2 separate regions of the Homo sapiens genome follow, and region 1 is linked to region 2. Evidence: read pairs that join two places in POLR2A ChIA-PET (ENCODE). Cell type or tissue: Panc1. All regions are shown on one strand.

Evidence for each region. ChIA-PET counts read pairs that join two places held together with the same protein. Peaks named below come from ENCODE experiments on the same cell type or tissue, not always from the same donor. Only the 100,000 strongest peaks of a DNase experiment are listed, where the experiment ranks them.
Region 1: POLR2A ChIA-PET joins it to region 2 with 6 read pairs; 1 of 35 experiments calls an interaction of 5 or more read pairs at or near these places.

The regions. Positions count from the first base shown.
Region 1 is chr16:2,771,701-2,774,200 of GRCh38, forward strand. ELOB (elongin B) reads right to left here. Exons shown (of 4, transcript NM_007108.4): 4 at 1-402. The coding sequence ends at 290. Among named protein-coding and RNA genes, the nearest start is that of ELOB, 4.3 kb to the right of the region's middle. RefSeq lists a silencer at 1,369-1,521. In Panc1, no CTCF peak of the experiment used is centred here; no DNase peak of the experiment used is centred here; H3K27ac peaks cover 2,296 bases.
Region 2 is chr16:4,291,592-4,294,091 of GRCh38, forward strand. No RefSeq gene overlaps it. Among named protein-coding and RNA genes, the nearest start is that of TFAP4, 20 kb to the left of the region's middle. In Panc1, no CTCF peak of the experiment used is centred here; no DNase peak of the experiment used is centred here; H3K4me3 peaks cover 342 bases; H3K27ac peaks cover 1,602 bases.

The sequences.
Region 1 (2,500 bases), 1.5 Mb before region 2:
CCCTTTCCTCCCCCTGGCGTGGTTGGTGTGGCTGGCTAGCTGCTAACAATGGCTTGGGTCTCAGGGCAACCCAGGTCCCCATGGTGCCTTTAAGCAGCAGGCTGGGCCAAGTTCTCAGCCAGGGTCTCAGGATCTGGGAGACAGGACAGCACAGGAACTGCCAAGCACAAGCCCCAAAAGGAGCCCACAGGGAGTGGGACCCATCCCAGGGAGGGGCGGGAAAAAGAGGCAGCAACCAGGCAGACTCCCAAATCTCTTTTATTGGGGGAAATGGGCCTCTTGGGGGTCCTCACTGCACGGCTTGTTCATTGGCACTGCTTCCCGAGTCCTGGGGCTTCATCACATCGGGCAGCTCTGGCGGGCTGGAAAACGGCTCGATGCACAGGGCCTCAAAGGTGTCATCTGTGGAGGAAGCAGCAGAGCTGCAGGGGGGTATTCCAGCTCTTGCCCCAGCTGGGGCCTTGGTGTTCACGTGTGATCATCTGCAGCTTTGGGGATCTCCATGCGAACGCCCCTCCACACGGCTGTAGTCTCCACAGCGCTGACCTCCCTGTTCCAGCTACCCCCGTGGCCCCACGGTAATGTCTCCTACCCCTGTGGGCCCAACCTGAAGGTCCCCAGCCCTTCCCACTGACCATGCTGGGGCCCCTTTCCTCATCTTCCATGTCCACTAGTGAGTCTGAGGGCTCACCATCTGCAGCCAGCATCACCCTTCACCCAGAATATATCTCCTTGTTCCCTTCACACACTTTGGGAGGCCGAGACGGGCAGATCATGAGGTCAGGAGGTCAAGACCATCCTGGCTAGCACGGTGAAACCCCATCTCTACTAAAAATACAAAAAAAAAAAAAAAAAAAAAATTAGCCGGGCATGGTGGCGGGCACCTACAGTCCCAGCTTCTCGGGAGGCTGAGGCAGGAGAATGACGTGAACCCGGGAGGCGGAGCTTGCAGTAGCTGAGATCGCGCCACTGCACTCCAACCTGGGCGACACAGACTCCATCTCAAAAAAAAAAAATCAAACTAGACTATCTAGACTATTCCTCCCCTGCTGAAAACCATCCAGTGGCTTCCCATCATGACCTGAATACCACCAAGTCCTTGCCGTCTGTCTCTCCCTCTGCTTCCCACGCTCTGAGGCTCTGGCTCTCTATGTTCTTCTGTAAGTTCTTTCCTAACTCAGACCTTCGCACTTGCTGGTCCCAGCACTCGGAATGGCTGGCTGCTTCTGGACTTTCAGGGTCCAACTCAGGTCACCTCCTCAGATGAACCTCCAGTCCACGCACCCCCAAAAGTCAAGACATCCTGACACTCTGGGCGTAGGGGCACTTACCACTGGACAAACTGCCCTTTTGACTGGCTCCAGGAAGGCAAAGGCCTTCCCTGTCTTGTCCCTACTGTCACCCCAACACACAGCAAACAAACCCACAGCTTTTCTCCTGTGCTTTCTTCCAGCTAGGAGACCCATCTCTGCTTGGCTCAGGGTTCTCAACTGATCAGGCATCCCAGGGAAAGCTGGAATGCCTGATCACAGTTGTGGCGGTCACAAATGGGGAGGTGGGGTGCCCCAGCGCTATCTAGTGGGTAGAGGCCTGGGATACGGCTCCACGTGCTATGGTGCACAAGGCAACCCACACAGCAATCCAGCCCAATGTGCCCACTGTGCCGAGGTTCAGAAACTAATCCATCTTCCAAGCCACAAACCTGTGACAATTCGTGCCTTCACTACCTCCCTCATTCTTTTGTGATGAGCCGGGACAATGCCCTTTAACATTTGATTTGAAATACTCATCTCCTTGAGTGGTAAGCTTGGGGGAGGGGAGAGGCGGAGGGTGGGGCACCCATTCAAGGCCTGGGAACAACATGATGATGGGTTGAGCTGCACCCAGAAGTGTGTTTCTGCAAGCATTCCATGGGGAAGCAAAGAGCTGACAGCCCATGCTGTGCCCCCTATCAAGACAGCCATCACCTGCAAGAGGGATGATGTGACCTGGGCTCCGGAGTCACCACCACATTCCATGCCATATTAGGGGTTGTGGGAGAAAAACAAGTCACCTTCCTTAGCCTTGATTTTCTCATCTGCAAAATGGGTCTATCAGTATCTTCCAAGTCACAGCAAACCTCTAGGGGTACCACTGTTGAAATTAGAGAAAGGGACACTTCTGGGGGAACACAGCCCAGCTTCGGTTCACGAAGCAGACCAGATATGCTCTTGGCACTCCCTTGCTCTCTTCAGACAGGCACCCCTGGGCCAGGCACCGAGGCTCAGGCCTGTAATCCCAGCACTTTGGGAGGCTGGGATGTATGGATCGCCTGAGGTCAGGAGATTGAGACCAGCCTGACTAACATGGTGAAACCCCATCTCTACTAAAAACACAAAGATTAGCTGGGCGTGGTGGCACATGCCTGTAATCCCAGCTCCTCAGGCCACTGAGGCAAGAGAATCGCTTGAACCCGGGAGGCAGCGGCTGCAGTGGGCTGAGATGGCGCCACTGCACTCCA
Region 2 (2,500 bases):
GGTGGAGCTTGCAGTGAGCCGAAATTGCGCCACTGCACTCCAGCCTGGGCAACAGGGCGAGACTCCATCTCAAAAAAAGAAAAAAGAAAGGAGAGAGAGAGAGAGAAAGAGAAAAGAGCCAGCCAAGGAACCAAGGCAGTGTGGCCAGAGAGAGTGGAGGGTCAAAGGAGGCCCACAAGAAATCAAGGGGAGCTAGGGGCCGTGGCTCACACTTGTAACCCCAGCACTTCGGGAGACTGAGGTAGGAGGATCACTTGAGCCCAGGAGTTTGAGACCAGCCTGGACAACATAGCAAGACTCCTTCTCTACAAAAATTTAAAAATTAACTGGGTGTGTTGGTGGTGCACCTGGCCCAGATACTTGGGAGGCTGAGGAGGTAGGATCACTTGAGGCCAAAAGGTTGAGGCTGCAGTGAGCCATGATCATGTCACTGCACTCCAGCCAGGGCAAGCAAGTGAGACTCTTGAAAAAAACAAAGAGCCGGGTATGGTGGCTCACGCCTGTAATCTCAGCACTTTGGGAGGCTGAGGTGGGCAGATCACTTGAGTGCAGGAGTTTGAGACCAGCCTGACCAACATGGTGAAACCCCATCTCTACTAAAAATACAAAAATTAGCCAGGCGAGGTGGCACACTCCTGTAGTCCCAATTACTCAGGAGGCTGAGGCAGGAGTGTCCCTTGAACCCAGGGGGTGGAGGTTGCAGTGAGCCAGGACTGCGCCACTGCACTCCAGCCTCTGACAGAGCGAGACTCAATCTCAAAAAAAAAAAAAAAAGAATGAAAGAAACCAGAAAGTTGCATTTGGGGATCAGAAGAAAGGCAGGAAGCAGAGGCATGTGGGATGAGGACACCTGGGAGGTGCCATCTCCAGTGTCCCTCTGGGTGACTGGATCTCTTCACATGGAGTAGACAGAGGTTGGGAACGGAAGGTGGAATGTCATGTTCCACTTGAGACTGGAAAAGGGAAGGCTGGGGCTGACCAGGCCAGAGGAGGGCTGGAGGCCTGCGCTCATGAAAACCAAAGCTGGGTGAGTTTCCAGCTGGGAGAGGCAGCCAGGAAACAGGGCCAGCTCTCCCTGGGGAGGGGCAGGCTCCAAGCCCCAGTGTGGGTCCGGGGGCGGGAGCCATAGATCATCACCAGCGCAGGCCAGTGCTGCTGTGGGGGCTTTCTTCGCACTCCTAGTTTCTTTTTTTTTTTTTTTTTTTTTTTTTGAGACGGAGTCTCGCTCTGTCGGCTCACTGCAAGCTCTGCCTCCTGGGTTCACGACATTCTCCTGCCTCAGCCTCCCGAGTAGCTGGGACTACAGGCACCTGCCACCACGCCCGGCTAATTTTTTTTTTGTATTTTTAGTAGAGACGGGGCTTCACCGTGTTGGCCAGGATGGTCTCGATCTCCTGACCTCGTGATCCACCTGCCTCGGCCTCCCAAAGTGCTGGGATTACAGGCGTGAGCCACCGCGCCCAGCCTCCTAGTTATTTTCTTTCCTTCCTTCCTTCTTTTCTTTTTTGAGAGGGAGTCTCACTCTGTCACCCAGGCTAGAGTGTAATGGTGCGATCTTGGCTCACTGCAACCGCAGCCTTCCAGGCTCAAGCAATTCTCCCACCTCAGCTTCCCGAGTAGCTGGGATTATAGGCACCAGCCATCATGCCCTGCTAATTTTTGTATTTTTGTAGAGACAGAGTTTAACTATGTTGGCCAGGCTGGTCTTGAAGTCCTGACCTCAGGTGATCTGCCCGCCTCGGCCTCCCTAAGTGCTGGGATTACAGGCGTGAGCCGCCGCGCCCCACCTGCACTCCTAGTTTCATCCTCACCATGGTGCCCTGAGTCCTATGATCACGCCCAAGGGGCTTGGCCAAGCCCATCACAGCCAGCCACTACCAGGGCCTGCACTTCTTTCAGGCTCCTCCAGATCCCCCCGTGGCTGCCCTGGAGAATGGCTTCCTGTTGGCCTCAAAACTCAAGAGCTTACCTGGTCCTGGTGGCTCAACCGTGGCCAGGTAAATCCGGGTACAAGAGGAGGGTCCCGCTGGGCATGACAAGGCATACGGAGGGAGAAAACATGGCCATGCATGAAACGACAAGGTCAGCTACCAGGTGAAATGTAGCCCCTTCCTGTGGGCTGATGGTCAGAGCCAGACTGTCAGAGGAAGGAGCAACTCGTAGGGGTCAGAAAGGGTTTTGGCTTCAAGTCTGTGCAGACAAGGAAGAAGCAAGCGCAGTAAGCACTGTGGAGTGGGGACCGGGGGCAGCAAAGGGACCGGCTCTGGGATTGCTCTCTCCTCCCTCAAGCCCGCCAGAGCTTGAGCCCCTGGTGCCCCTTTCCTGCTGTGCAGCTGCGGCCGCCAGCGCATCAGGGGTTAATGTCTGGCTGGTGCCGGCTTCAGCAGCAGCAGCAGCAACAGCAGCAACAGACAGTGGTGCCAGTAACTCAGAGGCTGAAATGTGAGAAGCAAGACGAGAGGGGCAGGGCTGGGAAAGGCTGAGCAGCAGCGAGCAGAGA